Regions from separate parts of the Homo sapiens genome. Here all the other regions are linked to region 3. A link is a contact called in ENCODE Hi-C or POLR2A ChIA-PET data. All regions are on one chromosome and are shown on one strand. The core of a region is the stretch at or near the end of the contact, and the rest is flanking DNA. Distances in the headings are between cores, read along the strand shown.

Region 1 (4,736 bases), core at 1,617-4,116, 620 kb after region 3:
TGAAACAGCAACCCTTTGAAGAGAGCCCCTGGTCCCATGTGTGTTTGCAGCTCCCTATTTATAATCTGCAGGTTATTCTAGCAACTAACAATATCATTTTGGTAGTTACTAAGAGTAATAAAGCACCCTCTCTGTCGTGATCTGCCTATTTTATGACACTGGCTGGCTGGTGTCTCATAGTTTAATTACTTTAAGTCAATCATGTACATTGTTATGTTGATACTACTATTACTACCAATAAGAAGCCTCAAGTATTGAGGCCTATGGGCTAAGGCACCATACGTTATTTCAATATTCCTAACAACCTTACAAGCAAAGTATTGTTATTACCATTACATGAACTTGAGTGCAATGAGGCACAAGAATGTTAAAGTTTGAATGTTAGCCCTTGGTGGGGCAGGGCCTGGAACTCCAGCCAGTTTGATTCCAGCTCCAGGTATTTGACTCTGTACCAAACTACTTGGGGCTTTTAGAAAAAAATCCTTGTAAGAAAAGGTGAATTACAACACATAATAGTATTTACATTCTTCCTTTCTTAAAGTATCATTAGAAAAACTTGATCATTTTTCATAAAAGACTTTAAAAAATAGATTGCCAACTCTCTTGCATTGTTAAACAGAGACTCTTCAGGGCCATCCCAGAAAGAGCATCACATTTTCTGGAGAAACCTGGGCTTTGGAACCAGCCAAATCAGGGCTTTAAAGCTGAGCTTATTGACTTACCAGTTGTGTGACCCTGAGCAAAGATTTAACCTCTTGGAACCTCAATTCACTCATCTGTGGAAAATGAAAACAAACAATACTGACAACTTTGTGGCACTATTCTGATGAAGAAGTGAGATGATGTGTGTCAAGTACCAAGACGAAAATAGCAATTATGCTCCATTATTGTGAGTCTGAGATACAGTGATTATTTCCTTTTGCCTTATGGATTCTTTTGCTTTGAGAAAGCAAGAGAAAGAAAGAATGGATTTAAGTGTTCTAGTGTGAGAACCGGTCAGAATGAAATAGATGGTTGCTGTTTGTTGTGAGCAGTCTGCAAAGTGAGAGCAGCACCCAGAAAGCAGGCGGGACGGACCGTGGCATCCAACGCCCCTTCAGCCTCAGAATAGTTTGCTCTGCATAAAGCCAGCCGAGAGATGTCTATCCTAGGCATTCGGGGCCTTGGGATCCCCCAGCTAGTCTATCTGAACACTGCTGGTCCCAGGAACCCCTCACAGTGGCAGGTCTGAGCTGGAGAGAAGGGCCAGGGACTTAGGGGATGTGATCAGAGGTCCTGCAGCAAGTCAAGTTCAGGGTAGTGATGCACTTCTGGGTCCACTGGGTCACCTGTGCCTACTCCTGCTGTTCAAATAGGGGATGGTGACTTTTCAAGTTTCATAGTTCAGAAAGTATATCAGAAGGGAGGCTTAGGGGCCAGTCTTAGTGTTTCTGTGATCTAGCTGTGCGACCTGGGTTAAGTAGCTGTGCCTCACTTTTCTATTCTATAAAATGGGCATAGCAAGACCCATGCACTGTTCTGTGGAGAGAATAAATGTGAGAATGATCATAAATGCACTCCAAAAGTTTAACACTGCTGAAACACTGCTCACCTTTTTGTCATCCATACTCCACCTGATCCATTAAATATGTTGTAATGTAGTTCATTGTTATTATGATATCATCAACTATTTTACAGGATAGAGAATAGGGACAAAAGAAATTAAGTGATTTGCTCAGGGTTGCATGGCAAGTCGATGCAGGGAGGGTTTCTGGCCTTGGAGGCTGTGCCTGCTCTTGCCAGAGCATGGAGACCCTCCTGAAGCCGGCCTTGCACACTTAGTCAGCTGGCATGCTCCATGTGCATCTTCCTGGAGCATGTGGTCTCTTGGTGCTGCTCATGGAAGCAGTTGCCTTGCACAGATGTCTGAGAACTCTCGCTGTGGGTCTCACTCTGGATCCTTGTGCAGTAACCCTCCCCTAATCTTTCCCATAAATAATGATGAGCCAGACCCTGACTTTCTCTTTGACTGGCCCATCTCCCCAGTTACTCCCTCTTCCCTATAGTGCACAAACTATGAAAAATTACAGTTCATTCACACTTTAGGCCCTGGGTAGCTGAATCCAGTGCCTTCAACACTTAGCCCTCTTTGTTCCTCCACCGCAACCCAACCTGCCTGCACCCTCTTTGTGTGTATATGTGTGTTTGTGTGTTTCTATTTAACTAATAAACTTTATGCTTTAGAGCTGTTTTACGTTCATGGCAAAACTGAGTGGAAAGTACAGAGAGTTGCACATATCCCCTGTTCCACACACCACCTTCTTTTTTGAAGCTATGATAACAATGCAACTTTCCTAACGGGCGCTTTGTACATGGAAGGCTCCTTCCCAATTGAACTGCCATAGCACAATGCAGTAAAGACTCTGTAACAATAGCTGATGTACTGCACATTACAATTCTAATCATATATTTTATTGGAAGCTGTATACCTCTTAGAGCCAGCATTTCATTTGCCTCCTTTGCCTTATAGAAACACTGCTGCTGTGACAACGGGCAGCAGTAAAGCTAATGGTCTTTTCCAAATTCCTTCTTAGATTCAAAGGGAGAAAAAGTGTGAAGGAGAGGGAAAGAAAAAAATCACACAGTCATTTCCAGCTATTTGTGTTAAAATACAAAGAAAACAGGGCACATTCAAAAATGGTATGCCGGGAAGCCTCCATTAATATTTATTTTGGCATTAATATTGATAAGAAAGTACTTTGTAGCTGGGCTTTGTTGCCTACCCCAGTATCCTCAAGCTCCCTGTTATTCAAGCTGGTGGCCATTAGCTTGCGTCTTCCTCTGTACCCAGAGCCTCTGAGAGACTTGGCGGGCCTCCAGCTCACTTACGCTTAAATGGACACTCAAGCTCCGACGGACACACAGCTAAATAGAGGCCAATAATTCAATACAGTATGACTGTACTGGGGCTGCTAGTAAATCCATCAAGCAGTAAATATCATCTGAAGCCAATGCAAGCTTTTATCTTTCCAATTTTTTTGTATGTCTGAGCGAAGCCCAGGCATTCAGCGAATCATGTAATTTATTCTGCAGTGCCGAGCCTGGGCTGTCTCAGACATCATATTGACTTTTTTTTTCTCCCATCTGTCAGGGGCAGTCAGCAGCTCTGCTATTGTGAGAGCGCATCACATTACATCTATTTATTTATTTATTTCCGCTGCTTCTTTGTAGCATGATTGGGCAAGAACGCATTATCTCAGATCAGCGAATACTAAGAAAAGCATCTGAACATCATTACGACAGCATGTTAAACATTTGTCCTACCCAGTTTGTTAAATCAGCAAATGTATTTCCAGCAAATGCTTGTAATTGTTCATAAAGGGCTCCCTACTGCAGGGTTTTACTAAGCTGAAAATATGGCCTGTTATTTTCTTCAGCTCTTTAGGTCAGCGGTGATTCCAATATATTGTAAATAATGCTGAACAGCTGGTGTACTGACTTGGTGTGTGTGTGTGTGTGTGTGTGTGTGTGTGTGTGCGCCTCTGTCTGCATATGCATGTGTCTGCACACAACCACACACCTGGCTATAGCTCTGCATGTTGCACACATATTTTGTGCACATGTAAATGATTGTATAGGTCAATGCGGTATAAAGTACTGTATATGGCCAGGCAGGCCCAACACTTTGGGAGGCTGGGGTGGGAGGATTGCTTGAAGCCAGCAGTTCAAGACCAGTCTGGGCAAGAAAGTGAGACCCCTGTCTCTACAAAAAATAATGTAAAAAACGTAATTAGCCGAGTGTGGTGGTGTGTGCCTGTAGTTGTAGCTATTCAGGAGACTGAGGTGGGAGGATCCCTTGAGACCAAGAGTTTGAAGCTGCAGTAAACTATGATCGTATCACTGCATTTCAGCTTGGGTGACAGAGCGAGACCCCATCTAAAAAAAAAAAAAAAACAGTGCTGAATATTAACTTCACAAAGTTAATGATTAGGTTATGGTTTACAATGGTTAGAGAATGTCCTGCTTCCTAATCAATCAAAATTTAGCCTGAGAACAAAGCTCTTTTGGTTACAGTTGCTGTCTTCTTGAAAACTTAAAAAGTGTAGCTCCTAAATTTAAATGTTATTTATGATTCTCTTGCTCTTCTTCCTGTATAAACTTCAAATCGAAGAGACAAATAGGAGGAAGCCCCTCTTTTCACAGTGGGGTTTGAGACTGCTACTGCTGGACAGAGCCATCAGACATCTACTGATTGGATGATGACACCCCAAGTAAGATGCTTCCCCCTAGGATACCCCCCAAAGCAACTAACTCTTTCTCAAAAGCCAGGTGTGCTTCTGAGACTCATCCTGATTGACTTGATTCCATTTGAATTTGATTCATGTCCTACTCTAGATGCATGCATCAAAGAAAAGTGTTTTAGAAGTTTCTTGATTTTCTTTAATAGGCATCATAAATGTACTTCACAGAAACACCAATGCAGGATATGCAAATGGAGCCGGACTTAGAGTCAGCCATGTTGTTTGCCCAACTTCTCTTTACAAACAATGTTTAAAACCAAAAAATCCCACACCTTTTTATAAATGACTGTAAGTAAGGCCGTTGATATTTTGAGAAGCAGTGAAATCGACATTGTTTTAAGAACTTGGCTCTTCTGTATACGTATGATCAATTTTTAAAAATGGCATCCTATTCCTTTGGATAACTGCATTCATTGAAAAAATACTTGTGGTTTGTACTTGATAAAGAATATCTTT
Region 2 (4,999 bases), core at 372-2,871, 570 kb before region 3:
TCTGCTAGGGCAGTGCAGAAGGAAAATGTGGGATTGGAGCCCCCACACAGAGTCCCCACTGGGGCACTGCCTAGTGGAAGAGGGCCACCATCCCCCAGACTCCAGAATAGTAGATCCATTAACAGCTTGCACCATGTACCTGGAAAAACAGCAAGCACTAAACACCAGTCCCTGAAAGCAGCCAAAGGGGTTGTACCCTGTAGAGCCACAGGGATAGAGCTGCCCAAGGCCTTGGAAGCCCATCCCTTGCATCAGCATGCCCTGGATGTGAGACATATAGTCAAAAGAGATTTTGGAGTTTTAAGAACCCTGGCTGGGTTTCACACTTGCATGGGGCCTGCAGGCCCTTTGTTTTGGCCAATTGCTCCCTTTTCAATAGGAACATTTATCATGTGAATGTACCCCCATTTTATCTTGGAAGTAACTAACTCGTTTCTGATTTAGAGTCTCATAGGCAAATCCTGTACCCCCATTTTATCTTGGAAGTAACTAATTTGTTTCTGATTTTAGAGGCTCATAGGCAAAAGGGACTTGCTTTGTCTCAGATAAGACTTTGGACTAGGACATTTGAGTTAATGTTGGAATGAGTTAAGACCTTGGGGGACTGTTGGGAAGGAATGAGATTGGTTTTGAAATATGAAAAGGACATGAGATTTGGGAGGGGCCGGGGCAGAATGATGTGGTTTGGCTCTGCATCCCCACTCAAATCTCATCTCTAACTGTAACCCCCACATATCAAGGCAGGGAACTGGTGATTGGATCATGGTGGCAGTTTCCCCCATGCTGCTGTCATGATAGTGAGGGAGTTCTCAGAAGATCTTGTTGAGTTTCCCCTGCACATTCTCTCTTTCTACCAATGCCATGTAAGATGTACCTTTCTTCCCTTTCCCCTTCTGCCATGATTGTAACCCCTTCACCTTCTGCCATGATTGTAAGTTTCCTGAGGCCTTCCCAGCCATGTGAAACTTTGAGTGAATTAAATCTTTTTTAAAAAAATAAATTTCCCAGTCTCAGGTAGTATCTTTATAGCAGTGTGAAAATGGACTAATACGTACCTGTACTCTGGAAAAAAACAGTCTAGGTTTGAATCTTGGCAGTGTTCATTATAGTTGTATACAATGACCAAATCTTGACTTCATCATCAGAAAAATGGGAATATAATATCTCTCAAGGTTGTTGGGAGAATTAAATGAGATATTCCAGATAAATCCTTGAATCACAAACAGGACATAGTAAGCCTATAATAAATATGTTGTATCTTTTTGATCACAACCAAAATTTTTAATTATTAGTGTCTTTTTATTATACTTTCTAGGCTTCTTGATGTAAGAGAGAGGAGGATAATTTCAGATTGTCTAGCTTTCATTTGTGTCTTCTGCGGATGGGGAGAGACCCAGACATACCAGATCATAGATTCTCTGACTTTCCAACTCTTAAAAAATGTAATCTTAGTTTCTTAAACAATCCTCCAGTTACACATTCAGAGAATCTTGGAATATATTACACATATTCCTGGAATGTGTTATACAAGATATCCAGAATGGAATTTTGAATAATATGACTCAGACTAGGAAATGTGAGGACAAAAATTCATGAGCTGTTTAGTGATTCACTAACACTACTAGTTTGTTCTTATAGTTATGATTCCATGTCATTGGTAGGCATGAATAACTGGACACAAATAATACCAATAGTGAGATGTTTTAAGTATCTACTACTGTATCACAAGCCATCCCAAAATGTAGTTACTTAAAACAATGACTATATTATCTCTCATGACACTGCAAGTTGGCTAGGCTCAGTCAGTTCTTCTGCTCCATGTGATACTCCCTGGGGCTGCAGTCACTGGGGGGGGTTCAACCTGGACATCCAGAACATCCAAAATGGCTTACAGTTGGTTCTGACTGTCCACTAGGAGCTTAATTAGGGCTGCCAACTGGAGCACCTCTGTTCTCCTCTACGTGGTCTTTCCATATGATCTGGGATCCTCACAGCATGGTGACTGCGTTCCAAAAGGCCAAAAGTAGAAACTTCCATTCCTCTTAAAGCCTGGACTTCAAGGTCTCAGAACATCATTTCTTCTTCTGAAATTGCTATTCTCGTGGTCATATTCAGTTATAAGTCAGAATTCAAAGAGAAGGAAAGTGAGCTCTACCTTTTGATCTGAGAAACGGTATGTACAGACAGGGAGGAGAATAAACTTACAAGATAGATATTATGTAAGCTTCATCTGGTACTTTTTAATTTTTTACCCCATTAGATCAGAGGTTGGCAAACTATGGCCTGTGAGCCAAATCCAGCTGAATGCCTGTTTTATAAATAAAATTTTATTGGAATACACATTTGTTTGTTTACATATTGACTGTAGCAGCTTTCAGGCTACAATGGCAGAGTAGAGTGGTTGTGACAGACTTTGTGGCCAGCAAAACCTAAAATATGTATTATCTGGCTATTTTCAGAAGTTTGCCAACCCCTGAGTTAGACTATTAGCTAGTTCTTGCAAGCAGGTAATACACACATACACACACACATACACAAAGAGACAGAGAGAGAGAGAGAGAGAGTGAGTCACTGACTTAACAATGGTTTGACTTACAATGTTTCAACTTTACAATGGTAAGCAGGTGATATATGCTCAGTAGAAACCATACTTCAAGTACCCATACAACTATTGTGTTTTTCACTTTCAGTATAATATTCAATAAATTAAATGAGTTATTCAAACTCTATTATAAAGTAGGTTTCTGTTAGATGATTCTGTTCAACTATAGTCTAATGTAGCTGCTCTGAGCCTACTGAAGTTAGGCTAGGTTAAGCTATAATGTTTAGTAGTTTGGTTGTATTAAATAAATGCATTTCAAGTTGATATTGTCAGCTTACAATGGCTTTACCAGGATTTAACTTCATTGTAAGTCAAGGAGCATCTGTGTCTGAGGGCGTGTGTGTGTGTGTGTCTGTGTGTGTGTGTGCATTTTTTCTTAAATCTGCGAACAGTACACCTGCCCACCAGAATTGTTCAGCAAATTAATACTCTAATGTATTTTTTGATATAGGCAGCTATTTTTGACTACTTGGTAGTAATTATTCAAATAATATATTTGTGTAATTTTTATTAAAATCATAAGACTATTCTTGTACTGTAGTTCATCATATTTACTTGTGCTTCAACCTGCTGAAGTTTTGCTAAGTGAATTTCCGTGCAAAGCAAGTAATCAAAATTCACATTTCAAATGAATCTTCATGGAAGTGTAAGTCATGGTAAAAATGGGGGAAATGTTATATATACAATGTATCAGCTTGTATCTTTAATATAGTTACAATGACTTTAAGAGGATATAGCATCACATTTTTGAAATTCTTTTGTAAAAGCTGTTTTTATTCCAAATAGCCTTTCTCTTTCTAAATTGAGCAAACTGTCATCAGAATCTTGCAGTGGTTTAAATTTCTGATATATTTCCCTGGAGAGCAACATAATCTTGACTTATGGAGATGTGTATTTATGAGTGTTTACTATATACTCACGAGTATTAATTAGGTTGTTTTTAATAGTCTCAAACATAACTAAAATATTTGCAAGACTCTTTATTATATGTGGTGGGAGAATATAAAGATACGTACTCCACGAATCTCAAATGTATTACCTAGGTTAGGACTTCCCATACTCCCCTAATCATAAGAATTCTGGCCGGGCGCAGTGGCTCATACCTGTATTCCCAGCACTTTGAGAGGCCGAGACGGGTGGATCACCTGAGGTCAAGAGTTCAAGACCAGCCTGGCCAACATGGTGAAACCCTATCTCTAGTAAAAATGCAAAAATTGGCCAGACGTGGTGGCATGTGCCTGTAGTCCCAGCTACTTGGGAGGCTGAGGCAGGGGAATTGCTTGAACCCAGAAGGTGGAGGTTGCAGTGAGCTGAGATTGCACCATGGCACTCCAGCCTGGGTGACAGAGTAAGACTCCATCTCCAAAAAAAAAAAAAAAAAAAAAAAAAAGAATTCCCAGAGGTGATCATTAAACATGGAGATCATCAATTTACACATAAGATTATTATTCAGAAGGTCCAGGTTGAGGCTTGAGAATTTGTTTGTTTAGCAAATACCTCATATGAGTCTTCCATCAATGAAGCTGGAGAAAGATGGATATGGGTGATTCCTGAATATTTATTATTATTGGGAAGCTTGTTGATATGAAGCGTTTAGAAAGCTGTTATACATAAAATGGGTGCTATTCACAGTAGTTACCAGTCACTAAGTCAACTCTTGGTAGTAGGATATAATTTAGTCAGAATAAATAACTTGAGCAGTTATAAATATACTACTTAATACAAGCATGGTCTGAAAGAATTACAACCCCTTCAAGGATGTTTAATATTTTACCAAAAGATTACTTCGACACCAGAGAAAATTGTAGACTTATTTAGGGAGTTGGAGAAAAACATTTTGATAAATATTATTTATATTTAGGTTTCGTGGTCAAACTTTCTGATCTTAATTTAACTACAACATAAAAATTATTCATCAATATTTTAAATGCAATTCTAATAATAAAGTGTGTATCATTTCATCAATTGGGTATTTAGGTTTGAATTGTCAATAACATTCATGTGGTGCACATCATTTTTGAGACATTCACCCTATTGTCCTTTTATATTATTTATTCTCTACCTACCTTCACACAATTTCTTTTCTAGGGTTTAGTCATTAATTTGCTCTCTATACATGTCTGTTAGCTAGATATGAAAACTTGAAAACTTTTTTTAATTGTTGTGCTCTTGAAATCTAACTACTCATTTCTATACACAAATAATTTTCAAGCTGAGAACCAAATCAGGAACTCAATTACATTTACAATAGCCAAGATAAAAATAAAATGTCTAGGAATAAATTCAACCAAAGAGGTAAGTTATCTCTACAAGGAGAGCTACAAAACACTGATGAAAGAAATTATAGATGACACAAACAGATGGAAGAACATCACATTCTCACAAATCAGAAGAATC
Region 3 (4,919 bases), core at 1,789-4,288:
TTAAGTTTTTCTTTTTTGGAGTCACATAACACCAGGTGGAAAAGATTTGTTACTAATTCCAGGGAAGAACCATTCACATAGTGTTGGTTAAATGGTCGCCTGCGTTCACACTTCAGTGCCTGTAGACCAGAGCCCTGGAAACAAAAGGGTTACTTGTTTCCCCACCATCGCCTTTACCCGCAGATCGATTTTTCTTATTTAATCAGCGAGTAAAAAGAGAGACACAGGGAAGAAAAAAAAAAAAAACTGCAGGAAGGGCAAAGTGGTGGGGGGAGGGTTGAAAGCCAGAAGCTGCAATACAGAAAATCAGTCTTGGGAGTTGGGCTGCGAAGTCCTTGGAACAAGGAAGGGAAGCCGGCAAAATGCTCGCAGTCAGTTCCACACAGCCAGCCTCCCTTTTCTCTTCGCTACGCGCTAGCGGCTCGTTTGGCTTCTCTCTGCCACCGAGCGATCACATACATTATTTCCCCCAAGATAACACAATCAAACTTGTATTTACCGACATCCTCTCCTCGCAGCCTGTTTGAGATTTGTTTTAATAAATAAGTGTTTTATGTGAATGATGTAGTAATTGAAAGGGGCGCACCATTTTTTTGCCTTCTTACTGCGGGAGGTTCCTCAACCCCAATCTGGTTGGAAAATAAAACGCTTTGTCTCCACAACCACCCCCCACAGCACCCCCACCCGCTCTCAGTGTGTGTTTTATACGTGTGTATATCTCAACCCCCTACAGTAGCCAAGAGAAAGCAGCTAGCCAATGAGAGAGCCCAGTTTCATAAAAGCTGCTCTCTGATTGGCCCGATGCGAAAGGGCACTGGGAACAAAGAAAAGTCCCTTTCAGGTATAGAGGCTGAGAGCTTCTTTTGCTCCACTCCCCCTGTGTGTGTGTTGTGTTTCAGTCCTGATTTAGTGTTGCAGAACAAGCTTGTTGTGTGTGTGCACCAGGGGGATTTTTGTTTTGCTTTTTTTAAATTTTAATTTTTGCTTTTATAAAAAATACACAGGACGGTCTGTGACATTTGATGGTCCATCTTCTTTAATAATAAATTTGTTGAAGAGATTATAATTTCCAAAATAAAGCGGCTGCAACCAAACACATTCAATGCAGTTAGAAGGAAAAGGTCAACTCGATCCAATACAGACCGTAAGTACGGTTGCGTGGTGTGTCTCTATATAGCACTTAGCGGGGACTTCATGCAGGGGAATGTGCGAGTTTTATGCATAGAAATGAGGAACTAGTTACAGGGTTTGGCTTTTGCATTTAGAACAACAACCCAAGAAGGGTGAATTTTATTCAGTGGAGGGTGAAGCATTTGTAACTTCACACAAATTAAGCTTGACTGGGCACTCGGGGTAACTTAGAGGAAATTAGCTTTTGGGCTCTAACCCAAAGGAGAATAAAAGTGACACAGTTGCATATCCTGGTCTGCAGTGTCAATTCTCTAGCTCACCTTACTCCCTCCCTCTTCTGTCCTAGCTGGGCAGACCCCCCTCCCAAAGCGATCCAGGAAAATGGGGGCAAGGGCAGAACAAGCCGATTTCTGTCTCCTGTCAGATCCCAGTGCCCGATAATTTAATATTAAACAAGGGAATAGTCACTCATTACATGTAATGGTTATAATTACCATTCGCCATCTCCTTAAAAAAGCAAGCAACAAAAATACCATTAAGAGAAAAAATAAAAGCCCCACCCAACCCAAACAAACCCACAAATAGTAACAATGGTGTATTTATTACAGGACCAGGCTGGGGAGCAAGCAAAAGGTTTTTCTTTGTTTAATACATGAAGTGGGGGTCCCTAAAATCCAAGTAGCTCGGAGATACCCTTCTCCCTCCCCCAGGCGTCCCCGTCCCTGGCCCCTTGGGAAAGCCGACAAATTGGAGATAAGTTGAGGAAAGGTTTATAAAGTGTTTCTTTAAAACATCTGCTTTGCTCTTGTGCTCATTACATTTCGCTCCTTCCGAACTTCGGAGATCCTAGATCTCCGAGAAATGTTTCACATTCATAACTTGTAGCTTCGCCCACTGCGGGGGGGCGGGGGGAGGAGGTTGGGGGAGTGTGTGCAGGGGGAGGGGAGAGACTTTCAGCTTTTTTTTTTTTAAAGACCAGATCAGTATTTTCTTGATACGCTTGTCACCATTTTTGTTCTCACGACAACCAATTGAGCCCTTGATCCTCACGTGATGTGAAAGGCTTGCACTGTAACAAAATCGCTCCTTTTAGATGGTTGGTTGTTACTAACTCGCCCATCCCCCTCTCCCAGCCCCGACATTTCCAGCAAAGCGACTCTCCACTTCCAATCCATCAACAATTCATTACTGCTTTTAGCTTCCAAACGCCAGCTAATTAAAAATACTAAGCCAAGCTCCGGGGCCATCTGACTAAACACAGGAGGGGCTGGGCGAAGGGAGAGGAGAGAAAAAATAAATAAAAGGGAGACACACCGTTTGCTGCGAGTATAAGAGGGAAAAACTCCCGAAAAGGGTCGCCTTAAAAAAAAAAAAAAAGAAAACAAAAACCTTATTTTGACTCTAATTATCGAATTACCACATGACTGGCTGACCTGAGCGACAGAGGATTCCACTCCCCTCGGGAGCTATACTAGGAACTCAGTTCCTTTTTCTTAAAACAACATAAGACAGGAAAACATCACATCCTTTAGGTTTCGAAGACTGAGCCCATTTTAAACGCCGTTATTTTCCCCACCCCACCGCCCCAAGCCCCCCGCCCCCCGCCCCGAGCGAATGCTGTTATAACTGGTTTATCAGCTCACTGAATCATCTGCTGTCTCCTCCTCCACACCTTTCTTTTTCTCCTCTTGCCCAGTTTCTCATCCCACCCTTTCTTCTCCTCCTCCTCCCTCTACTCCCCCCCTCCTTTTCTCTTAAGTTAGTTCAAGAAATCAAATCTGTCAGGACGGGCGGAAAAATGCCACTTCCCGACTAACAGGCGGAATCCAGCCCAGATTTTCAGTCCTTTCTTCTTATTCTTTCTTCCCTTTCACTAATTTATCCCGATGTTAGCACATTCTGTCTCGTTACTAGCGGACGCCTGTAGGTTTGCTACATGGGATCATTACTGATCACGGTGACTCTGAAGTCTGGAACTGAAGGCGGAATGAGAAGTTGGGAAAACTTTTTTCTCTAAACTCTCTGTTTTTTAAAAAACTATTATTCTCGATGCTTGTTAAGAGGAAAAAAAAACCTTTGGTGCTTCTGTTGTGAATGTGAAACATTATTTTCCAGCTGTACAGTGACACATTTTTTTTAAGGAGAAAAGGACTGATTCGTTTGCCAAAAGGGGGGTGGGGAGGTGGAATAATGTTATCGAGTGATTATTCTGGCTGAGATGTGTTATTTGGTTTCTTCCTTCTTGATCATTTGGTGTTTAAGTAAAATGAGGCACAGGCTTGTTTGCCGAGTGGAGTGGGAAAGGCATTTTGATTTGCTGGCCTAATTAAAAAATGATAAAGGATTAAAAGGTAAGCAATGTCTGTGTGTGTGTATGTGTGTGTGTATGTATATTTATTTATTTTTTTCTTGACAATCAACTGTTAAAAAGGGGCTGATCCCTTTAAAAACCGTTTTAACTGCTCTTTGTCAAACACACTCATTTGCGGTCATTGAGGCCACCTTGGCGCAGATCACTTAAAGTGTATGTCTTAATCAGTTTTCTGTACAGTCAGTAGCACCGTATTTAAGAGAGTGAGCAATTCTCTGACCTAGGAATATGGTAGAATTGTTTAAATGTATTTTTTTCTCAAAAGGCAGGTATTTAACTTTTTATATAACACTGTCTTTTCTAGAGAGAAATGCTCTTAAAAGACATGCATATTTCAAAAAAGAAATTGTAGAAGCTGTTTGGGAAAAGAGGATAGGAGGGAGGTATGTGTGTGTGTTGGGGGCAGTTATTGGTTGTTTTTTCTGTTCCTTACTAGGAACAAAAAACAGATTGCCCAGACAATTTGTAAAAAGAAGTACTGAAACCTAAATTAGAAATAAGGAAAATTTAGCAACATTCTATTCTGAAAACTAGCCTCAGAACTTCCAGGGTCTGGTCTTCTAAATTGCAAGATCTAGGACATGTTTAGGGATGTTTAAAGCTGTGTTCTTCCTTCTTGTCTGAGTGTTCAGGCTGTGTTTCTGGGGTTGAGATATCACATGTGCCAGACTGAAATCCTAAACTTTAAAAAAGAACACAAAAACCTTTCTGGACTTGAATCAGATCCTTAAGATAATTTAATGCTTTTAAAAAGGTGATTATCCTTGTGTTGTTGATAAAGGGATTTTCTTTTTAGCTACCGTAAGATGCTTACTGTCATAGGTTTATTTTTCGGGTTTGGTTATTTTCCTTTAAACCTGATATTGGACTGTGAGGACAATACATGAGCCACCTTACTCTCCATCCTTCCCTGTCCCCTTTACTGATTCCCCAATACTAATCGTTTTTTATTCTGGTAACACCCAGACAAGAAATATTCGACTTTTCCCCCCCCCTTCACAGGAAAAGGTGGACCTGGACTGAGGGTGTAAAATCCCTGGACACATTCGTGGGGCAGGAAAAAGAAGAGGAAGATTAGAAGATTTTTTTTTTCTTTGAGAGAAAGCCCAGCGGAGATAAACGAATGTCCCCTCATCTCCAAAGAAAAGTTCATCGGATTTTTATTCTAGAGAGCTCATCTTCAGGATGTCAGTGAACATTTCTACTGCAGGAAAAGGTGTGGATCCAAATACAGTTGATACTTATGACAGTGGCGATGATTGGGAAATCGGGGTTGGAAATTTAATAATTGATTTGGACGCTGATTTGGAGAAGGACAGACAGAAATTTGAGATGAATAATTCCACCACCACCACTAGTAGCAGCAACTCCAAGGATTGTGGAGGTCCGGCCTCCAGTGGGGCTGGTGCTACCGCAG
Region 4 (5,060 bases), core at 270-2,769, 530 kb before region 3:
TATAAATTTTAGGCAATGTTTTTCAACTCCCAAAACAAGGTAAGGAAATTGCAATGATGTCCTCTGTACTAAAGAATCCAGCTACAGAGTTCTAAGCCTGCTCCCTTTTTATGTCCAATTGGATAATTCCAAAAGGTATTATTATTTGCCACACTTGCTCTATTTACCACTTTTTCCTCACCAAACACACATAATCAGCAGCTGATAGTGGAAGAGATGGGGGAAGGACACAAAGGGGAGTACAATGGAGAGATGACTGAGCATGAAGTCAGCAGTCTAAAGCCCACCCACAGCTCCAACCGTCTCCCAGTCTCTGATCTTGAAAATAGCATTGAACCCCTCTGCACTTCAGTCCGCTCAGCTTTTCATTGGGACAGAACAATATCTTTACTTCTTGACAACATAATGAAGAGTAACAAATGAGAAATAAGGAAGTAATATAGAAAGTGTACAGCATTCTACAGATATAAGATATTACTATCTATATATAGGGTACATATAACAGCCCCGTCTGTGCAGAAATAATGCACACATCCATCTATATGCCAAGGGAATGAAGGGAGCATGTGCTGTTTCCCAAACTGATAAACCCCATGTCTGTTCAGTACATAGGTTCTGTACATTTCCTTTATAGTTCTTCATACCTGTAATAGTTAATGTTCACTTTCTCTGTTAGGTCTGAGATTGTATTATTCACTACCATATTCCCTGCACCTAGTAAACTGCCTGGGAATATGCTAGAGGGGAGGAACCGACATAGTTCTCAGTAAATCTAGTCTGACTAAAGAATGAAGGTTTTAAACCTGAATTATATGGGTTTAAACGGGTCAGCATTTTACTAGCTCTGGAGACATAATATTTTAATTGTACACAAAGCAATATTTGATTGAAGAGATTAATTTCCAGTGGCTTTTCTTACATGGTAGTTTTGGCCAGCTTTGATCCTTTTTGAACATGCATAGGAGTACTCTCAGCCACATTCCATTTCTTCAATGCACAGTTGTTAGATATCTACAATATAGGTTTATGGCATTTAACTATGTTCTGTGCAGAGAAACAAGAAGTATTTAATTGAAGCCTCCTATCCGTATAAAGTTATCTGGCCATTCAAATTAACGAGTGTTCAAGAGTGCAATGAGGAGTTCAGGCCAAAACAGTACAGTAGTTTAAAGGAAGGAAAGACATGGGCTAGTTGGGGAATGATTTCATGGTGCATTAAAATAATAGCCAATGTTTATTGACTTCTTGCCAAGTGCCAGGCATTGGCCTAACTCTTTTATACATATTAACTCATTTAATGCTCACAACAACACTTGACTTAGGTACCATTATATTCTCATTTTAAATTCAAGGAAATCATGGCTGACTGTGGCTTAGTAACTTGCAAATTTCCATAGCAATAGAGCTAAATCTGAACCTACGCAGTCTCACTCCAGCACCTACACTCTAAATCACTATAATATGCCTCCTCCAATAAACCTTCAGGGCTGAGTCAGATGTGATTAGTCAGAGAAAAACAAATAAGAATGGGGGAAGAGTGAGTAAGAGCAAAGGCATGGAGGTAGGATAAGAATAGCCCAGTCAGAATGTAGGTGTATTAGGCCATTCTTGCACTGCTATAAAGAAATACCAAAGACTGGGTAATTTATAAAGAAAGGAGGTCTAATTGGCTCTTGGTTCTGCAGTTTGTATAGGAAGCATGGTGCTGGCATCTGCTCAGCTGCTGGGGAGGCCTCAGGAAACTACAATAAGGGTAGAAGATGAAGGGGAAACAGGCACATCACATGGCTAGCACAGGAGCAACGGGGTCGGAGCTATACACGTTTCAACAACCAGATCTCATGAGCACTCACTCACTATTGGGATGACAGTACCAAGAGGATGGCGCTAAACCATTCATGAGAAATCTGCCCCCGTGATCCAACCACCTCCCACCAGACCCCCTCTCCAACATTGGGGATTACAATGGAACATGAGATTTGGGTGTGGATACACACCTAATCCATATCAGTAGGATTACAGCTGAGCAATAGCAGAAGTCTGATCTGGAAAGTTCAGATGAACTGATGCTATGAAGCCTTGAAAGATAAACTGAATAACTAGTAGAGACTGATTAATGAGAGTTCAGCCAAGTTTAAATATGTTAATACAGTGATGTGCAGAGGTATGCAATAGAATCTGTGCCTTCTGGCCTTTGAGGCAACTTTACTTTTCCAGAAAGAAGAGCATGCCCATCTCTGAACATTCTGCTTTGGCTGCCTCACAGCCATCCCTTGCCCTCTTCCTAACAGCCCTGATTTCCATGTGGGCATCCATCAGGCTCCATAGCTGGAGAGGGTGAATGAGGCTAAGCCAATCAGAGACTCTGGGCTCTCTGACAAAAGAGATAGTCAAATCTGCATTACCTTCAGACTTTTCCTTGAGGTGTTTAGACAAACAATGGGGTTGAGAGTAAGAATATAAGGCCAGAGGAGCTAGGCCAGGAATAAACCCGACTCACAGGGTAGAGCACAACAATGAGAAATGGAGCTCAGACTCTCATGATATCATTGATCTATGAATCCCACATGCCTGAAGCCCACCCAACTTCTGAACTTTTCAGAAAAGTGAACCACTATATTCTCTTTGTTATTTAAGCAGGTTTGAGTAGGTTATCTATTACTACAATAAAATAGTAAGTAATACACTGCTTCATGATAAGGATTTCACCTTGATTTTAGGACAACTAGAAGCTCTCTCTGAGCTGGGTGACACAGCTCATAATATTGTCTCCTTCTTTTCATGACCTGCTCTTCAGGACATCACCTGGACAAATCCCAGTGATTTTTTACAGTTCAGCCCTGAAGCCTCAAATCCCAAGTCAGTATCATCTTTCGCAGGACTGCTGACATCTCTGCAATCTGGAGCTTATAAAGACACTGGGGTGACCGAGGAATAGCTGTATATCATCCCCAGGGTTTTCACATCAAAGGACCCAGTGGAGGCCTCATCCTGTTCAAAATGACAAATTAAAATGAATCCCAGAGCTTTATTCTCTAAGAACATAAGACATGTTTTCTTTTTGAACATTTCATTGCACTGTCTTCAGAATCAAGCTCTCTAAAGAATGTTATTATACCTTGAGCTTCTTGACACATTTCCTAATAATTTGAAGCTTCTGACATTTATACAATAAAAGATTGCGCTCTGCAAAAGAAAAAAAAATCAATGAATCTTTTTGGCAATCGTCCTAAATCTGTAGAGATTAAGTTCACTTCCCAGACATTGCTATTTCATATCAAACACAGAGTCACGCAGTATAATTAAGATAGTTGTAGAACCATATATTTCATGCCCTAGCTGTCTGCTTTAAACTATCTTGGGAAGTTCAGAAATAATAGGGAAGCTACATCTTAACCAGAGTAATTACATTTGCTAAGCAGAATGGGATGAGCAAGAGCTATGTAAAAGAATAAAATAAATCCACCACAAAACCAAGAACTTCTACATTCATTCTGATATATAAACCTTGTTGATAAAAAAGAAAAAAAAATAAAGGGAATAAAAAGAAGAAAGGCTCACCTCCAGTTACAACTCCCAGGAGAATGACAGCTATTATTTCCTATTGAGTTGGTACTTACCACACAGAGCCTGAACAATTCATACAGAAAAATAAACCATAACATTCCTGTTTATTATTACTTTAGCTGAGAGGTGGTGACATTAAACAGTTCTGCACTGCTGCTATAAATCAGCAGGCTAGAGATGTTCTCAGCATGGGACTAGGACTCCTTGGAAACCACTCTCAACAAAGCAACCAGCTGTCAGAATTCTTCAAATTAAACTGTTATTACAGTAGTATTCATTAGTCAGTTACTGGCTATTAAGATATTTTTATATCAGCACCATTGACATTGGCTGTTGCTTTTTAATATGCAAGTTATATATAAACATGATTCAGTGGCTCATGTGAGGATGACAGCCTCTATTAGAGCTTGGTGTCCCCTGTCTAAAGGCTGCTACAAAGGGTTGCTGTCTTATCTGTGCACACTTAAATTTCTCTGGGAAGCTGGATGTTTGTTCTGGTGGTTGGAGTGGGGAGAGGGCTAGTAATAATATATTTCAACACTAGTGTTTGCTCAGAAAAGTGATAGCTCAACGTCAGAAATTATAACTCTTAAAACTGTTACTAAGCCCCTGATGACAGTGGTTTATGCTCCTCCAACTTGACACTTTGGGTTTCTGTTTGTCTGAGATACTGGGCATGTGTTTAACTTTTGCCTGAAGTCCAGAATTAAACAAAGGATGTAAAATGGAATATGTGGAGAAGTGAAGAGGAGAATCAGTCTACAGGCTCTGGTAGAAATAAAAAGTATGACAGGTATTAATTGAAACAGTGTTCTTAGCATTTGGAAAAGTTCTTAAGTCTCAATTTAGTTTCAGGGCAAATTTAACCTAAATCATTTTATTCCAACTAGGAAAAAAAACATATACTATTAACTAGCTTAGAAAGATTAATATAATACTTACATGCATACCACAAACTCATTCACACATGGAAACCACAGAGTTTTTACTTTTCCCCAATCCTCACTTTAATCTTCATACAGCATAGGGAATACTAGCCTATTTAATTGAAATAGAGAGAATTCAGTCCAAATTGTTTATTTTGTAGATGACAAAAATGAGATTCAATGAATTAGTTTACTGGTATCAGCCTTAATTTTGTTTTCTTCCTATTTTCTAAAACATGTTGGAGCTCCCTCCTCCACTTGGAAGATAAGCCATTTCCTGATCCTCAGACCGATAAGATGCCAACAGACAGTATATAAACAATCTTTGCCTCTGCTGCAAGGAATTTTAGCATTTGTCATTCCCTCTGACTGAGAATCTGAGGTGCCCAGGGTTCAACACTGGGGTAGAGTTTGATTGGTTGTAACTGGCTTGTACCAGCTCTTAAGAGACAATTGTTAAAGTTTCAGGAATTTTGTGATCAATTAACATCATGTTAGTAGTATTCAATTGATTATTTATACCACAAACACTACAAATGGACAAAAACCACAAATCAGGGTTGTTGT
Region 5 (5,369 bases), core at 2,756-5,255, 660 kb before region 3:
TTCTAATTCTATTGAAATAATCATCAGGATTTGTTTCTGATTAATTAACTAACCTTTTGGTAAAAAGATTAGATAACGAAATTGCTGCCTATTCAGAGATAATGAGATTTTTATTACTCTGTCAAAGGAAAAAAAGTACATTTATGTGTCACCAGCCGCTGTGTCAAGAGGAAAAAAAAAAAGAGAGATTTCAGTCTTTGTCGAATGTGTATATTCCTCAACAGACGAAGGGTGTGCTTAATTCTGTAGGAACTCCCCAGCCTCGTTTGACGCCTTTAGGAAGAGTTTTTAAAACAGCAAACAAAGTAATAAACACATTTAGGCCAATAGGCTTTTGGGGAGGGTGCTAATTTGTTTTAAAATGTCTCCTAATGGGAGAGAAACGCTTGGGAGTCTGGGGAACTTGCCTGTACTGTGTGGGTGTATTTATGTAAGTGTGAGAGTGTGAAGAAAGCAGTAAAATCTCCGTGCGAGGCTTTAAAATGACATATGTAGACAGGCTGCTTTTCCTCCGCACTACAGATATGTCTTCGACTTGCAGTACATTTGTCTTCTGGCAGGAGCTGCACTCGGGCAATGGGAAGGGGAAATCATCCGAGCTTAGCAGGCTGGGAGGTCACCTGTGACTGTCACAGGTAGGCTGCCTTAGGAAATGAATTATTCTGACTGGCGGTGAGTAAAAAGGGAAGCAGCCCTTCTCCTGTTTCACTCCAAGACACGCAGCCAGTCAATTTAACCTTTTCTCTTAAGAAGTCACAGCTCAATCCTTTGTTAAGGGGGACTTTCATTTTCTCACTCCTCTGTGCCTTCTTCAATGCTGTGATGCCAAGAAAAAAAAAAAAATACCAACCCCGGGAAAAGCGCTTCCCTTGGATAAAGAGATGCCAAATGCGCCAAATAGGCTGTGTGAGCCAGGCAGCATTGGAGGGAACAAAGCGCAGTATATTTCCAAATAAAACTTCAAAGAGCTACAATATTGTTTTAATTACTAAAACCTGAGGAGGAAACACAGTGCATGTCTCTTCCTTCAATGCAATGAAACGGAGGAGTGGGAGAAAGGGCCAAGTGGCAGGCTGGGACCCAGCTGAGCATTTTGTGAAAGTGTATTTGTGTCACTGTCTTTTCAGAGTCAATGAGACACTTATGTTTCTTGTGATATCCTGTGGCCTTGGCTGCCTCCGTTTGTGTGTGTATGAAAATGAAAAGATTTCAAGTTCTAAAAATGGAAGTTTCTATTCTGAATTTCGTATGGTTCACAGACAAGTTGCAACAGACCAAAGGAAAAAAAAAAAAGAAAGAATGTGCAGGGGATCAAATGTGAACATTCCAGAGCCCACTTTCCTGTCCTGCCTGGCGTTCCCACTCTCCTTCCCCTCTTTATTCCAGTTCCTCCTGCACCTCCAATTGCCAGCTAACAGGCTCCATTCCTGATAACAGATGCTTGACAAAGAAAGAGAAATAAGACATTAAAAAAGAGTAGACTGCTGCTGGGGGTGGGGATTTGATAGCACATTGCCAATGGCTTTTTACAGGAACTTGCTCTCCCTGGCTCACTACCAAGACAGGGAAAGAACAGGGCGGGGGAGGGAGCCTTTGTCCTCAAACTCCCAGTGAAATATAGGGTTAATATTAGCAATTATTATTAAAATTAGCCAAATGTTATTAAATGATCTTTGTATAGAAGAATAAGTATAGTTTTCCCTTTGGCAGACAATGACATCTGCAGCTCTACATTTTCATGAAATGACTATACTTAACAAAAACATTACTTCATTTTCATGGTATTTCTTTTGTGCCTAGGAGCAACCCTGTAATTGTTCACTTCAATTACAACATTACTATTTTAAACCGAAACCCATTTTATCTGCATGCCAGCTTTTTATTTGTTTTACCAACTATATCTATTTCCATTACTGCAAGGCTGATGGTTTGTCTCAAGAGGAAATCAAATCCATTAATTCAGAAATTTCAAGCCCGACTAGCTCTGCCATAAGCAGCATTTCTTATGCTAATAGCAAATGTGCTGAGACTGAAAGGAACTGACATGGCCCTGTTTTTTATCATAACTTAAGCATTTATGTAAGAAGGCAAATCTAATAGTAGTAGGAAACTGTAAGTGTTATTATATATAATTCACTTTCCTGAGATCTGGACAGGGCTCTGGTTTGTGTAGCCATGGTTTAAATCAGGCTGCCACAAGACTTTAACTCACCTGACTTTCCCTATTCAGCCAACATATTGCTTCACAACAGATACATCTAGCATGAAACTAGATTTGTGTGTTTGTGTGGATTTGTTTGTTTTATTCTCTACTGTTTTTTCCCCCTGCAAGACGGACTTTTGTCAATGCAGGGGGAAAAAAAATCATTTTGTATTCAGGGGATGTCTGAAACTTACGCGTGTAACAGCACTAGCCTGAGACAAACCTGGCTCCTTCTGTTTCATTTTTAATACACTCTGTTTGGGTCCTATCACATGGTTTGTGTTCAATTAGATAGCTTGACTCGATAAAATCTGACTCTGACCCAGAAAAAAAGGAGAGAGAGAGACTGCTCCTGACTCCTGCTTAAGCTTTTGCAGGCACTGTGACCTGTTTATGTCAATGGTAAAGTTTAAGAGATTCCTATCACAGAACCACATCATCTTCTGGGATCTTAAAAATACAGAAAGCACTCGAGGACCCTGGCCCTCCTTTGTCACTGCAAAGCCCTTCAGTGCTGTAAATCAGTCCTCATTGGGAGCTCTTATACACCAGCCGTCACCGATAAGCTTTGGAGAAGTAGACAAGGCTTTTAGGAATTGCTGAACCATGAAGTTGACCTGCTTAGGGTTTTGTTGTAGGCTATTAAATCCGGGATGGCCGTTTTAAGATGATTCCGCTTTCTTTTTCCCTTGGCCTGGTTAAGCAACTCTACCCCCACCTCATTATTTGACTGATTAAAAAAAAAAATCAGAATGGAGCAACCTGCTGTTTAAGAATACTACCTTCACACATCAATTTAATGAGAGTGACTTATGCTGACGTAGTTTACGGGCTCAAGCAACTTGACGCTAATTTTGCAGCTAAGAAAAGATTTACTAACTGTACATACTGCTCTGCTTTTGTTGGCAAGGGTACCACGATTCTTTTCTCCAAAAACAAACTCTAAATCTTTTGTAAACATGCATTATTTGGTTAACACATTGTAAATGGATCCCAGTTGTGCAGCACAAGCACTGTTCACTATTATGTAAACAATTATTCACTGAAAGCCTTGCTTTAAATTGTAAATGAATATATTTCAGCTGTAACATTGCTTTCAGACCTGCCCAGTGGTATAAATCTGGTCATTTGTTTTTTGCACTCTGCCTATTACTAACCGGTTAGAAATGTGCTGATTATTTGCACAAGCCTTTCACACTGCGGGCACAGTTAAATTGCTGTTTTATTTTTCCTGTGTTTGATGAGTGTTAACAGGAGCGCCATTTGAGGAAACCCAAACCAAATACAGCTCTTTAATTGGGGTTGGAGTGTTTGGGAAAAGCCACCCGGTGAGTAATTCCACTGTTTAATGTTTGAAAGTTCATCCACCTCACTATAGGACTTATGACAAGATTAATTAAAGGGAGTTAACAAAAATGCAGGGCTTTGCTCAGCCAACCAGAATAGCTTGAAATACGGCGCACTCACTTGCAGGGATGTAGATTATTTGGTGCAAGGTCTAATTCCCAACTCTCTCCTTTAAACTCCTGTCATTGCCAAATAGCTCCATTTTAAATTCAGTATCTCTTCAAGAAAGCACAATCTGGAGAAAAAAATATGACAGAGGTATCTCATTGGGCCCCTGTGACTTCCTTTGCTCACAGGGTACGCCCAGTGGCTGATGAAAGTTTCAGCTGACTCAGAAAGCCTTGTCTTTTTATTTCCCCCTAAACAGTCAATGATTCATTTTTAATGTTTCCCCACCTCTTGTGGTTTAATTGGGTTTCAGTAGTGTGCTGATCTGCAGAGCTTGGAAGACAGAAATAATGACCTTGGATGATCTCATTGGTGTGCACCAGAACAAGTGTAGTTTTATTGAGCTCTGTTGCTAGAACTGCAAAACTGTATGTTCATTAACTTAGACAGTGCTGACCTTAGATCAAGCCTAGGATAATGGGAAAAGCCCCAGATTCCAGCCCTGGATTTGCTCCTGACTTTGCACACTCATTTTACCTCTGTGAGTCTTGCCTGTGGCATAGCCGGGTTGGATGGCACCATCCTTATTGTTCCTTCTGAAACTGAAATTCTCAGATACCTGCAGTGCATAATTCTACCTGCTCTTTCACATCTATAAATAAATAAAAGAGGAAGACTCAGTGATCAAAAGATATGGTGTTTAATAGCTAAAAGGACGAGGCTTTTTATTTCCACATTGAACATTAGAAAGGGGATCTGCAGTTTTTTTTGTTACTGAAAATTCTGTAGAATTCAGGTAGAATAGGTATGCTTCCTTCTGTGGCTATTCTTTGCAACTTAAATGACTATACTATCCTTAAGTAAACCACACAAGAAATACTTTGTAGATCTACAATGGTTTGTAATTATATTATTTATAATTTGTTTAATATACTTTCCCTTATAGTGAACAGGACTCATGCTACCTTTTTCTTCCTAATAATCTACTTATTCAGATAGTCTATTTTGCATATTACATTCAATTTAGGTTGAAAGAATGAAAGTAATGTGCACATCAATAAATGGCTGTGAAAATTAAGATAGAAGACTTTTTTGTCTTCTCTGAAACTTTCTCTTTTCTAGATACTGATGCAAGTTATCACTAATGACAAATTGGAATCATAAGCCTTGAGTACAAAAAGTCCATTTAAGGACAATTATGAGCTTTGTCATAATGGAAAATACAGGCATTGATTTCTTTTCCTCTGCTAAACACAGTTTTCTAAAGAAGAAACAGTCAGTCTCCTGTAGCATTTCTCTTACCTATATATATGTGTTCGATAGGCAGTTCCACAGAACAAATGGAAATATTTTTTAATTACATATGTTTTAGTTAGAAACACACTTGGAATTTTTTTAAATTGTAGTTTGTAATAGTCCTGAGTCCTGGTAGTTGGTTTATTTTAAAATGTAGATGTTACACCAAATTGAAATATTAGCAGTGCTTTATTTTACCTGCTTCCCTATCTGCCCTGCCTTTCATCCAGTGCTTCCAAGAGAAATACACATTTCACACTGCTCACAGTTCTAACATTTTCTTTGCCTATTTCTGACTTCTGACCTTGTCCAGACAGATAACCATGCTATGATGACTTTACCTTTCCACTCTCTACTTTATAACACCATGTCTAGGAATGCCCCAGTTAAAAGAAGGAGCCACTGATTCAGGCCA

Evidence for each region. Hi-C counts contacts between places; a loop is a spot of excess contacts on that map. ChIA-PET counts read pairs that join two places held with the same protein, here RNA polymerase II (POLR2A). Pooled maps may share reads with other maps.
Region 1: a loop to region 3 is called in a map of heart left ventricle, with 2.3 times the contacts of the local background. The contact joins the enhancer-like site here to the promoter of ZNF608 in region 3. A Hi-C loop is called at or near these places in 1 of 168 maps with a recorded cell type or tissue (heart left ventricle) and 1 of 50 pooled maps. POLR2A ChIA-PET finds 5 or more read pairs at or near these places in 1 of 52 experiments (SK-N-SH).
Region 2: a loop to region 3 is called in a map of endothelial cell of umbilical vein, with 4 times the contacts of the local background. The contact joins the enhancer-like site here to the promoter of ZNF608 in region 3. A Hi-C loop is called at or near these places in 3 of 168 maps with a recorded cell type or tissue (IMR-90, chondrocyte and endothelial cell of umbilical vein) and 2 of 50 pooled maps. POLR2A ChIA-PET finds 5 or more read pairs at or near these places in 3 of 52 experiments (OCI-LY7, SK-N-SH and activated B cell).
Region 4: a loop to region 3 is called in a map of endothelial cell of umbilical vein, with 7 times the contacts of the local background. The contact joins the enhancer-like site here to the promoter of ZNF608 in region 3. A Hi-C loop is called at or near these places in 3 of 168 maps with a recorded cell type or tissue (Calu3, PC-3 and endothelial cell of umbilical vein) and 2 of 50 pooled maps. POLR2A ChIA-PET finds 5 or more read pairs at or near these places in 5 of 52 experiments (BJ, HEK293, HEK293T and 2 more).
Region 5: a loop to region 3 is called in a map of PC-3, with 11 times the contacts of the local background. The contact joins the enhancer-like site here to the promoter of ZNF608 in region 3. A Hi-C loop is called at or near these places in 22 of 168 maps with a recorded cell type or tissue (Caco-2, Calu3, GM11168 and 16 more), 34 of 37 single-sample maps with no recorded cell type and 27 of 50 pooled maps. POLR2A ChIA-PET finds 5 or more read pairs at or near these places in 10 of 52 experiments (AG04450, HEK293, HEK293T and 6 more).

What each region holds. Positions count from the first base shown.
Region 1 is chr5:124,126,186-124,130,921 of GRCh38, reverse strand. All of the region lies in intron 4 of LINC01170 (long intergenic non-protein coding RNA 1170), which reads left to right. Among named protein-coding and RNA genes, the nearest start is that of LINC01170, 310 kb to the left of the region's middle. Within about 2 kb of position 2,866, at least 4 of the 41 ENCODE cell types and tissues checked have a DNase peak (open chromatin) inside an H3K27ac peak, as active enhancers do.
Region 2 is chr5:125,308,498-125,313,496 of GRCh38, reverse strand. The region is part of intron 4 of LOC101927421 (a long non-coding RNA gene); the gene reads right to left. Among named protein-coding and RNA genes, the nearest start is that of LINC02240, 180 kb to the left of the region's middle. Within about 2 kb of position 1,621, at least 4 of the 41 ENCODE cell types and tissues checked have a DNase peak (open chromatin) inside an H3K27ac peak, as active enhancers do; they include endothelial cell of umbilical vein, where a contact is called at or near this core.
Region 3 is chr5:124,744,758-124,749,676 of GRCh38, reverse strand. It overlaps ZNF608 (zinc finger protein 608), which reads left to right and starts at 3,038. Exons shown (of 10, transcript NM_020747.3): 1 at 3,038-3,482; 2 at 4,505-4,919. The coding sequence starts at 4,688. RefSeq lists a silencer at 681-920 and enhancers at 800-1,798, 1,926-2,105, 1,799-2,797, 4,837-4,906, 4,746-4,919.
Region 4 is chr5:125,274,155-125,279,214 of GRCh38, reverse strand. The region is part of intron 4 of LOC101927421 (a long non-coding RNA gene); the gene reads right to left. Among named protein-coding and RNA genes, the nearest start is that of LINC02240, 220 kb to the left of the region's middle. Within about 2 kb of position 1,519, at least 2 of the 41 ENCODE cell types and tissues checked have a DNase peak (open chromatin) inside an H3K27ac peak, as active enhancers do; they include endothelial cell of umbilical vein, where a contact is called at or near this core.
Region 5 is chr5:125,407,432-125,412,800 of GRCh38, reverse strand. No RefSeq gene overlaps it. Among named protein-coding and RNA genes, the nearest start is that of LINC02240, 83 kb to the left of the region's middle. RefSeq lists an enhancer at 636-1,135. Within about 2 kb of position 4,005, at least 8 of the 41 ENCODE cell types and tissues checked have a DNase peak (open chromatin) inside an H3K27ac peak, as active enhancers do; they include PC-3, Panc1, endothelial cell of umbilical vein and 1 more, where a contact is called at or near this core.